Regions from separate parts of the Homo sapiens genome. Here region 2 is linked to region 1. The links are chromatin loops, found by intact Hi-C in ENCODE. Cell type or tissue: heart left ventricle. All regions are shown on one strand. Each heading gives the region's core, and the rest is flanking DNA. Links, peaks and the distances in the headings are about the cores only.

Region 1 (6,047 bases), core at 517-5,516:
TTGTATACATGCTTTGCATATTCCCAAGCACACACATGGCTCAAATATGTATTCATGGAGCAAATGGATGAAGGAATTAATTGGGTGTATAACCAACTAGTTAACCAACTAGCTGATTTCATGATAGTTGAGAACTCATCTGTGTGGGTTACCATTGTGGGTTGAAATCACCTGCATTTTTCAAACAGGTACTCTCTCTCCATTTTGGTTGACTGTGTTGACAAAGAAAAAGACTCTGTAACACTCAGAAATCTAAATATAGCTTCACACAGATGCACACTTGTTATAATGATGCAGTATGGAAATTAACTATGGATTGAATTTTAATTATTTAAACTGCACACATCTCCTACCCCTTCCTCCCTCTATTGTATCACATGTAATTACATTATTATACATCAGTCATTTAACCAGGGTAAACAATAATTGCTGGAAAACTAAGATTTTTAATATGAAGAAAGGAATTGCTAAGTAAATGAAAGGGAAACATACAAATGTACTGTGTGATTCTTTTGTGTAGCTGTTTGTTTAGCAATTCAGGAAGTGACTTAAACTTTGCCTGCCAATATTAGATGCTAGATTTTTATCAAAGGAAAGGTCCTATCATTTTTCATGTGTGTTTAGTTAGAGATTTGTTTAAATGGAAACATAAGCTAGCAAGCAACAGTTTCACTTTTGGGGAATGATTTCCCTCATAAAAGCTTCATGTCTTATGCTCCAAGGTAAAGAGAAAAAAAAATCATATTGGATGTTTTTTTTCTTTTTTTTTTTTTTTTTTTTTTTTTTTTTGAGACGGAGTCTCGCTCTGTCGCCCAGGCCGGACTGCGGACTGCAGTGGCGCAATCTGGATGTTTTTTTTCTTTCTGCTCTGGGAAGTGCATCAAATGTAACCAACACAGTGAATTCAGACCACCTGTGAGATTCCAAATTGCTTTTCCTGAATCGTTGTTGAATTAAATAACAACATTTGATTATGGTACTTAAAGCAAATCAAGGAATATTCAGATGAATCAGTGGATAAACACATTTAATAGTAGTATGGACTTTGCTCTTATTGCAGATGGATTATTATCCAATGAAACCATTCTTCTTTCATGCTGTAAAGCTTTCCAGATTTCAGGAAGCCAGGGCAGCTGTATTTTTTTAAACCTTCACATGTGATCCAAAAGTACCATTTCCTAGGAGAAACGAAGATCTGTTAATTTACAGTATTTGTAAGCAATGGCTAAACTCTTTTCTGTAAACATCAGAAATACACCTGGTGAAGGAAAGCTCTTCTGCCAGATAAAATGGAATGTTCTCAGTTAACCAAGGGAGCAGCTCGGATGAGAGAGGCCCATGGAACAAGTGCTGCTGAGCATCTGATTCCAGCCTGTGAAGGATGTGAGGGAGTTTGCCTTCCCTCAGGGCTAGAGAACTATTCATATAAGCAACTCAGCAATTTCTGTCTATATTGCTGACTTTGTCTTGATGTCTTGAAGAATATGCTCACTTAAAACTCGTAGACTCAAGGAAAGGCAAGCTGGCTAGATTTAAATAAAACTGAATCATAGAAGAGGCTACATCTGTCAGAGAAAACTCTGTAATCATGGACAGTGCAGATATTCCTATCTGGATAGGTATTGTCCGTGGGACTGAAGATAGCTGAAATGTGTGCAAGAGATGGCTCAGAGATTGAAGAGTGCTTCCAATTTCTGTGAGTCTGAATAGTTCTAAAGATGTAGAGACTCATTTGGTTTGAGTTTATGTTCTGGCAGGTATTCTTTGTATAAAAATTCTGTTTTTACTACTCCTAAACGACTTTTTGGTGACTTTTCAGTCATATTACATATGACTGAAATATATGTATGTGTATGTGTGTGAGTGTGTGTGTATATATATACACACACACACACACACACACACACACACACACACACACATATATAGAGTGCAGGGCATAGCATAAGTTTATTAATGTTTCATTGAGAAGGTAAGACTGAAATACAATTACAGAATATTGAGGAAAATCTATATTAATATATGAGTTTGACCTTAAGGGTAGGTCAGTGGACCTTGAACTATTTGGTTGGCGTCAGGCCGTGCCTGTGGTGTCTCTTCATTGGCCAACACAATGGCGTCTTTGTCTGGGAATCTCTACCTCTCATTAGGGTGGTCAACATATCACAGTGGTCTTTCCCTTCCCAAATAACTGTGAGAACAAAAGTGCCAATACAAGCATAAGCCCTTGCCAAGTACAACAACATGAGGTTCCATCAGCCCTAAAGAGGGGCAACCTAAGTTGGTCATCACAGCAATGGGATTTTCAGTCTTGCTCAACATTGGGGATTTGAATAGCTCTTAGGATAATCTCTTCTCTAGTGGTTAAGGATATAGTCCCCATAAAAGAAATCTGCTTATGGGCAATATTTTGCCGAAATCTGACCATCCACTGTCTGATGTGATGGCCAGGCTACCAGACTGAGGTTAAAGAGCTGAGTTATTTACTGACAAAGTCACCAACTTCTTCTAGCTCAGCATCTTGCTCAATAACCACTGTGTGCTTTTGTAGGCACATGAAGAGAATATTCAACAACATTTTCCCATTCTTTTTTTTTTTTTTTTTTTGAGACACCCAGGCTGGAGTGCAGTGGCGCAATCTTGGCTCACTGCAACCTCCACCTCCCAGGTTCAAGCAATTCTCCTGCCTCAGCCTCCCGAGTAGCTGGAACTACAGGTGCACACCGCCACGCCTGGCTAATTTTTATATTTTTAGTAGAAACAGAGTTTCACCATGTTGGCCAGGATGGTCTTGATCTCCTGACCTCGTGATCCACCTGCCTCAGCCTCCCAAAGTGCTGGGATTACAGGCGTGAGCCACAGTGCACGGCCCCCATTCTTTATTAAACGTGTAGGAAGCCTATTTATATCTCAAACCTCTGATTGACAGCAGTTGATTGATTGTCCATGAAAGGTGGACTTTTACCATTCTATGTTCCCAAGCTTTACTTAGGCAGAAAGCCATTGCCATCTTCTGAGACGAACCCCTGTAATGTAACCATAAAGCAAGAAGGATCATAGGCACCTGTGGAATTGTCCTCAAATTTTTTGGCAATGAAAATTGCAACTGAAGCACTGCTAATATTTTCAAGAAAAACAGTAAAATGGATTGTTACAATTAGTTCCTCCAATTAGGTATTCAAGAAAAGCATAGAAGTATGTGAAGGTTTCCTTATCTGTTTATCCAGTGACCTGTATCTTTCCACGATACTTTCAAATGGAATTTATTTAGCCTAAAAATAGAAATTAATTTTGCACTGATGGCCTGAGATTAGAGTTTCTTTGCATTCTGGAGATGAGGGTAGCTACTGACCTTTCTATCTTGCTTTATTATCTGTTGGTCTTGGCAGTACCTTTCTCTTCCAGGATGCATTCCCAGAATGGTTCAGTGAAACAAATGCTCTTTGGAGGACTTTGGCTCTTTGTGGCTGAGATAAATATATATCAACTTAAAGTGGGTTTTATTTTCCTCTGTGAATGAGTTCCTAGAGAATTGAAATTGTGGAAAGAACTAAAAGCTCAAATATAACAGAACGAAGTTTCCCTAAAGGATTACGGTCTGAAGCCTCAGTACATTGGGTAATTTTGTTAAAATAGGTTCTTCTTGTCAAAGGGTTTGAGGGTTGCTGTCAGTCTATTTTCAAAACTGAAGATGAGGAGGATGATTGTCAACTGCAGGTTCAATTGGAACATCGTGGGGAGAAAAATCTCTATTCTGCTAGTCGTTGGTTTTTGAAGCACAGATGGGGCCTGTGAGATTTGGGTGGCATGATGAGGGGAGGGGAGTAAGGGGCAATGCAGCAGGGTATAGGGGATTTAGACTCACCTTCCTAGTCCTGTTGCAGTTTTGAAACCTCTGAGTCTATTAGTGTCCGACAAAAGTGTTTGTTAAAATAGATCAAAGACTAGATTTCTAACCATTAGGGAAGGGAAAGACATTCTCAGAGATTCACAAATATACGTAGTTAATGGAACCATAACTTTTAGAAGTCAGTGTTCACAGGACAGATGGGAATAGCTGGAATGAAGTGAGCTTTGAATGCTGATTGCTTTATTTTATACTAGCTAATGAGTGAATGTGCCACACATCCTCTAACCTTTCTGGAATGGTGAACAAATGGATAGATGTGCTGAGTAAGTGTTGGAAGACAACTACATGAACCCTTAGGCAACTAGGAGGAATTTAAAGAAATAAACCATGTGTTTACAATTAAACTAGGAAAAGCCTGTATATAAATCCAATTGGTAACACATTATATAAAGATAAATGATAAAAGTCCTTAATATTTTTCATGATCTTTCAAAGTTTCTTTAAAAGTGGCAAGTGGCCTCAGAAATTTGAATTATCATGAAAGGAAAAGGAAGAATGACTTAAGGATGTGTATGTGTGTGATTCTGAGTTAAAGATTCTGGTATAGATCAGTGTCGTGGAGACATTAGAGACAAATTTGAAGGTTAAATTTATTCAATGGGCCAGGTGTGGTGGCTCATGCCTGTCTGTAACTCCTGCACTTTGGGAGGCTGAGGCAGGCAGATCACTTGAGCCCAGGAGTTTGAGACCAACCCGGGCAACATGGTGAAACCCTGTCTCTACTAAAAATATAAAAAATTAGCTGGGCATGGTGGCATGTGCCTGTAGTCCTAGTTACTCAGGAGGCTGACGTGGGAAAATCGCCTGAGCCCAGGAGCTTGAGGCTGCAGTGAGCTGAGATGGCCACTAACTGTACCACTCCAGCCTGAGTGATAGAGCGAGACCCTGTCTCAACAACAAACAAACAGCGCTCCCAAAACCCAACAACAAATAAATTTATTCATTGCATTTCAAGAGGAGCGAGTGTTTTGAGAAAAGACAAGGACTTTTGGTAAGTTGGGTTAAATACTGATATCTGCTTCTTTAACAGGATCACTGTTCTTGTCTATATCTGGAAAGAAGACAAACCTTGGGCAGCAAAATGCTGTTTTTATTATTAATGCAGTGATGTCAATCCAAACTAGATGACTGTGATTCATGGAATCTTCAAGGAAAACCAAATATTCTTTTTTAATAAAGTAATGGAGCTGGGAATTGCACATCTGCTCTTAAAAATCTGTTTTTCGTAATACAGAACATATGTTAATCGTCACATCTTTTATTAAACTGAAGGAAAATTCTTGTTGAGTAGATTAATTCTGGATCCTGAAAATGCGGGACCATGGAGACGAGAATATCGAGACAAATGTCTGTCTGTCTTACCAACTTACCTCTAGAACAGTGATTTTCACACTGCTGGATGTGACCTTCACGAGGGTAATGAAATCAAGCTAGTGGGTTGGGAGTAGCATTTTTTTTTCGTTTTTGAGACAGGGTCTCCCTCTGTCTCCCAGTCTGGAGTGCAGTGGCGCGATTTCCGCTGACTGCAACCTCTGCCTCCTGGGTTCAAGTGATTCTCCTGCATCAGCCTGCCTAGTAGCTGGGATTACAGGCATGCACCACCACGCCTGGCTAATTTTTGTGTTTTTAGTAGAAACATGGTTTTGCCATGTTGGCCAGGCTGGTCTCAAACTCCTGACCTCAGGTGATCTGCCTGCCTTGGCCTCCCAAAGTGCTGGGATTATAGGAGTGAGCCACCATGCCCAGCCTGGGAGTAACACTTTAAAAAAATGAAATGGAGTAGAAAATGCAGAGTAGAATGTAGGAGCTTTTGGGAGCTTTTGCATTATTGCTCTCTCTTGTGTGTCTACACAGAGGTGTCTGCAGTCATGATGTAGGAGGTAACTTTCCTGTATTTCTCCTAGAGCTTCAGCTTTAGGTTCGCTTTAGGTTGGTGGGACCAGCAAAATCCCACCCCAAATTGGAGAGGTCTGGCTGACTGGTTGAGGCTAGGGTGATGTCTGATTGAGAAGGCTCGAAGACTCAACCACAGCTTTTGAGTCTCTGATTCTGCAGTTACATTATACCTGCAGGTTCAGGGCCTGAGCTTGTCTGTTTCCTCACAGATATTTATCACAGTGCTCTCTCCTTGGCCTGC
Region 2 (6,047 bases), core at 704-5,703, 180 kb after region 1:
TAAAGCATGTTGATTCAAAAACAAAGAATGGAGTAATTACTTCTCTTTAATTGTAACAAAGGTACTAGTATCCAGTCCTGATAGCTTCATATTACATGTGAGATGGAGACCTTCAGCAATCAGAGCCAAGGAAAACTATAGTTCTGCACTCTTCTGTAGTGTTTTGAGAAGCTGGTTAATTTTTCTTATAAAATAACCACAATGATCCTAACAAATAATAGTGCAGCCAAAATGTATTTTACAAATTGACATTCATAATAATTTGACAGTTGGAATTCCTTTGCCACTTGCTGTTCCATTTAATTTTTTTTTTTTTTTGAGATAGAGTCTCACTCCGTCACCCAAGCTGGGGTGCAGTGGTGCAATCTTGGCTCACTGCAACCTCTGCTTCCCAGGTTCAAGCAATTCTCCTGCCTCAGCCTCCCAAGTAGCTCGGATTACAAGCGTGTACCACCACGCCTGGCTAATTTTTGGATTTTTAGTAGAGATGGGGTTTTACCAGGTTGGCCAGGCTAGTCTAAGAGGTGGCTGATATACCCATCTTCCAGAAGTCCAGAAGTGGGAGCTGAGGATCGTTGATAGTCAGTGACTTGCAGAGCTGGTCACCACCGACCTGGTGATCAGATTCGGATGCTCTGACCACAGCACCACATCTGCCTCCCACACATTTTCCATTTCTCTATACAGCTCCACATGTGGTTATTTATGTGGTCCAGGTCTTAATTAAATATCCAGTGTTGAGTTACATAAATTTAATTCTAGAGTACCTTTGTATTAAAAAAAAAAACAACTAAGGATATACTTCCTCCTTGTCTGTGGTATATTACAGATAATCATGCCTATTCTGAACACGTATGTGCTTCTGGAATATTCTAACATAAAATTGTGTTTATGTTACAAACAGCTCTCTGAGTTTATTAAATAAAGAGTAATGTAATAAAATCTTTTTTTAAAACTCCAGATTTTTTAAAGTTTTGATACAGAGACCTTATCAAACACATTTTTTTCTGCATCCCTTGAGCATCCCATACACCATGTACCAGAGACTGGACTAGATGCTGAGAAGACAAAAATAATAATAGTGAGGGGAATACTATCTCCTCACTAGGTACCATTTTTCAGACTTCTCCAGCTTCTGCCTTTAAGGACATAGTAGTAGGTAATAAGTGATACAGATAAGAATATGAACTTACCTGAAATTTTAATCTTCCTGTCTTTGACACACATCTTTCATTTATATCACGTGTAAAGTCTTTAAGCTAGTGTTTACCAAGGATACCATCATCCTTAGAGTATCTAAAACAGCAAAGGGGGATGAAGGGGAGCGGCATTAAGCTAATTCAGCACACTCAGGAATAATGGTCACATAGAGAAGAGAAGTGGGGTAAAGGCTGGGAAGTCCATACACGTACTGTGCCACTTCAGTACCTGGGACGTTTATTTTATTAAAAACTTTGAACTCTTTTATGACAACTCCCATTCACTGTACAAACATCAAATCATAGTTTAAAAATGTAATTCTAATGAATATATATTATCTTTGTTTATTTCACTTCCATTCATGTTTCCTGTTATTTGGCTTAATTTTAACCTATTTCATCCAAGTTAGCTCTCATATGCAGAAGTTTGCAGGTCAGTTAATGTCATGATGCCTCAGGTCTTCTGACTTAGCATTTAAAATTGGGCTCTGGATAATTATGCATATTCTCAGAGAATGTTCCCAATAGCAACACAACACAGCTGCTCCAAACACCCAGAATTCATTTGTTAGGCAGATTTTTCAGCTGCCAGCCAGCGCTCTCACAAAGGTTTTACACATAGCATGCCACCAGCCTGGCATGTCTACGTCTTTGTCACTTACTTTTTTGCATGCCACAAGAGTTGAGAGTCATTCTAAGTTTATCCACATTTGGGATCCTGCTTTTAATGTGGCAGAAAGTAGCTTAACTGGAATGAAGTATCATGAAAAAGAAAAGGACTCTTGGTGTCTGGAAAATAGGAATTTAAATCATTGAAATACGCTGATATCTCTCGAGGCATTTTAACCTCAGTGTTCTGTCTTTGACATCCAGATGAATTCTGACCAGCACGTCTTTGCACCCAACAAGAGGACCACTTGTTGTGGCCCATTTCTCAGCTGGGAAATGTTTGCAGAGATGATTGAGATAATAGAGCCATGTCCGAGGGGAAGAGCATATAGATGAACAACAAAGCTTTATTTTGTAGACTGTTTTTTGTTTGCTTGTTTCCCAAGTATTCTTAAACACCTTGCTAGGCTGGGTGCGGTGGCCCAAACCTGTAATTCGAGCACTTTGGCAGGCCGAGGCGGGCGGATCACTTGAGGTCAGGAGTTCAAGACCAGCCTGGCCAACATAGTGAAACCCTGTCTCCACTAAAAGTACCAAAAAAATTAGCCAGGCGTGGTGGCATAGGCCTGTAATCCCAGCTACTTGGGAGGCTGAGGCAAGAGAATTGCTTGAACCCGGGAGGCAGAGGTTGCAGTGAGCCGAGATCGTGTCACTGCACTCCAGCCTGGGCAACAGAGCGAGACTCGCATTATCTTTAAGGCAGTATACAAAAGGGAGCAAAGGTGCATGTTATTTCATTTTCACAAGAGGTCAAAAACCTAGAAGTTTCAAGCTTCCTGTCAAACAATATATTAGCGGTATCTTAGCATCAAGAGACAGAAAGTAGGATTTCTTAATAAATGTGTGGAGTTTAATATTTATTAGAGTTTCCACTGAAGGGAAAAAGTACATAAATTACTTTTTCTTCTATTTTATTTTATGGTTGTGCTAACTTAATTATCCCCCAAATATGAGAGTCTGCCAAAGAAGCCAAGATTTCTGTTTTTAAGAGGATAAAATAAGAACCAAGATGCACTTCCCCTGAATTAAAATGCCATGGAGATTTGAGTTCTTTTACTTGGTGTTTCCCATTGGAGAAGTAAACTTTTTTTTGAACTGAATTATAGGTTTCACATGATTGTACCTCTTTTCTAATTGTTTTCATATGTTTCAGCACTCAGTGCTTGCTTTCTGCTAGTCTGTGGATCTTCTCAACCACGTAGTAATTAATTACAGAGGGGAAAACAAGGCAGGGGGTGTGGGGGCGTAAAAAAACCTCCGAGGAACAATAGACATTTTAGAAATCTTTAGAGGAAGAGCAGATGCAGCTAAGTGCCAGACATGGATTCCTCTACAGCCCTCCTTACCAAACGCCGGTTCACCGTGGCTGCTGAACAGATCCTTGGGTATCGGGGACCAGTCAGGCACATAACTTGCACGAACCTTTGTGACTCTGGATGTATTAGGGCGGTGCACAAGTAATTGCGGTTTTGCCATTTTTAAAGGCAAAAACCGCAATTACTTGTGCACCGACCAAATAGCTGCCCTGATTGGAGATGGGGTGAACAGGGAAGTTTCCAGTGTCACCCAGGACATTCCCAGGGGGACTAACAGGCTTTTCTGGAGAGCAGAGTTTCCTTCATTGGAACACACTAGCTACCAATCTGACCTGGTTGCTTATGCATTGCCACATAAAACCGGGTGAAAGAAAACACCAGCTCTTCCTTAGCTTAAATCATTACCTCATTCACTTTGAAATATATAAGCCTCAGAAATGTTGAGACAAGAGCTTTTCTTCCCCCTCACCTGCTTTGAGTCCGTAATCCCTCCTACCAAGAAAGCTAGCCTGCCTTTCTTTAGGTGAGGCTGTGCAGGATCGCCAGTTGGAGGCAGGGCTTGGCATTTCTCGTTTCACATTGCCACACTGTATTCCTTCCACATGAAACAGTGAGCTGTGCCCCCAAAGCAACTCCTTCTTCCCAAAGCTACTCATCTATGAGTGACTTGGACAAAATAAAAGTGCCAAACCTCCTCATGAATATAAAGCCAGACAGCCTGGCCTGCCCCTTGAGTATACTTTAATTAATTTACCTGAGTTCAGATGGCTTGAGCTAGAGACCTTAATATTCTCTTCTGCAAAGTGGGCGTCATAATTCCTATTTTGCAGGGTTGTCATGAAAGTTAGTGTATCTGGAATGTACTAAATGTACTAGCTACTAAGAGTTGTAGTTATTGAAAAATAAAGTAAAACAGACCCAAGTTTCACAAAAGACTGTCCTTAAGGTCCTTCAAAGAAAAAAAAAGCACATTATAAAAGTCATTTAAGTATTTTGATACCTAGACACCTGTGAATACAATCCTACATATCTACCTTATACATATTATTTATTATTTCAAGGCCAACAGGGCCAGCTCAAAACTTGTATCATTATTTTTTGCTCGCCGTGAATCTGCCTTGAAGCTCTGAATTTAAAAGACTCAAGCAATTAGTGGAAAATCAGTCATTGTGACAACTTTTCAAGTGGGTGGGGAGTGTCTTCAAATAGCCAATGATACGGAAACTTTCTTCACGCTCTTTTTTATATATTTTTTTAAGTCTGCATATCTAAATTGAGATCACTTGAAATGAGTCTTGCCACACTGGGCATTTAGCCTAAAAATAAACACCCAACGGAATTTGCAGCCTGGCTGGGTTCACAAGATGCACAAGGGACCAGATTCTCCCTGCTCAAATTGGCATCGCAAATTGGCAGGGTCATTTGCATAAATACGAATATTTTATTCCAAAAAATTCTGCCCAAGTTGGGGGAGGTTGGAGCCCAGGACTGTTTGGTTTGTCCCAAAGTGGAAAGAATGTTGCTCTTGGACTTCAGGGGTTCAAGCAGAAGATCTGCTCCCAAATTAGGGTATGAGAGCTATGATTGCACCACTGCGTTCCAGCCTGGGTGACAGAACAAGACCCTGTCTCTTAAAAAAAAGAAAAAGAAGAGAGGTGGAGAGACAGGAGGATAGAAGAGGGAAGAAAGAGTTGCTGATGGAAAGGTGCAGGGCAAGATAAGCTTCCTGGGAGTGGAGGACCAGGGAATGGAATAGTTTAAGACCATCCTATGAGTGGTCGTAAACTATCCCAGATGTTTCAGGTTAGCTCAGCTCTGAAGAAAGACTTCCTTACATTTTGTAATCTGTTACACATTCTAGGTGTGGTGTCACACAGCTGCATTCATTTGTTTTCCCCCAGATCAGTTTCTTGGTGGCTCAATTTTTTGCCCTGTCAGTCAAAAACAAATTAAGTGTCTACTGGGTACTCATGTGCTAAAGAAAAAGGAACAGTAACAAAAAGCTTCCCATTTTTCCCCAATTTCATGCAAAGAATCTGCACTGTCACTTTCAGAGCCATTTAGGATCCTGCTTTTCTGTTGCTGGTGGAAGCCCTGAAAATTAAATGAATTTTTAGTATTGCTAGTGTCTGGCTAAATTCAAGGTTTTAAAACCCACCCTAACTATGCTGCAATTCTAGACTGAAATAATGAACAGATGTCATTTGAACTAACAATATCGAGAAGACTTTTCACTAACAACACAGTTGTCTGTCTAGAGATGGAGATTTAATTTTTTTTGTCTGATCACATGTGGAGTCCCATTTAATTTTCCCCTATCAGTCAAAAACAATTAAGTGAAGAGAAAGAAGCTATTCGTGATATTGTCCTTCGCAAAGAAAACTCTTTCCTGACCCACCAACATGGCAACGATTCAGAGGCAGAAGGTGAAGTTGTGTGTCGACTGCCTGATCTTGAGAAGGATGACTTTGCTGCAAGGAGAGCAAGGATGAACCAAACCAAGCCAATGGTGCCATTAAATCAACTCCTCTATGGCCCTTATCCAAAGAAAGGGGCAGAGAAATCAGATGGCAGCAAACAGCTCTCAAAGGGAATCTCAAAAAAAAGAAGTCTAGAATATAAAAGGTGTGCATGGTGTGTGTGTGTGTGTGTGTGTGTGTGTGTGTGTCTATGAAAGAGACACAGGGAGAGAGGACATAATTAAGTGAAGTCAGTTTGTATTGTACCCCCTCCAGTTCCTCTTTCCAGCCTCTCAATTATATGTACTTTGTAATGGGGGTTTATTTTGAAGCGGAACTTTAGATATTCAATCTCCCTTAAATGCAGATGGCAGACAGTAGAGTGTCCATGTCCAAAATAGGGC

The links. A loop is a pair of places that touch in the nucleus more often than their neighbours do. Peaks named below come from ENCODE experiments on the same cell type or tissue, not always from the same donor. Only the 100,000 strongest peaks of a DNase experiment are listed, where the experiment ranks them.
Region 2: a loop joins it to region 1, with 1.9 times the contacts of the local background. A loop is called at or near these places in 4 of 110 quality-filtered maps.

The regions. Positions count from the first base shown.
Region 1 is chr4:41,442,433-41,448,479 of GRCh38, forward strand. It overlaps a transcript of LIMCH1 not described here. Among named protein-coding and RNA genes, the nearest start is that of LIMCH1, 93 kb to the right of the region's middle. In heart left ventricle, for the core only: no CTCF peak of the experiment used is centred there; no DNase peak of the experiment used is centred there; H3K27ac peaks cover 1,163 bases.
Region 2 is chr4:41,621,202-41,627,248 of GRCh38, forward strand. LIMCH1 (LIM and calponin homology domains 1) reads left to right here. Exons shown (of 32, transcript NM_001330672.2): 8 at 5,507-5,809. Among named protein-coding and RNA genes, the nearest start is that of LIMCH1-AS1, 69 kb to the right of the region's middle. In heart left ventricle, for the core only: no CTCF peak of the experiment used is centred there; no DNase peak of the experiment used is centred there; H3K27ac peaks cover 650 bases.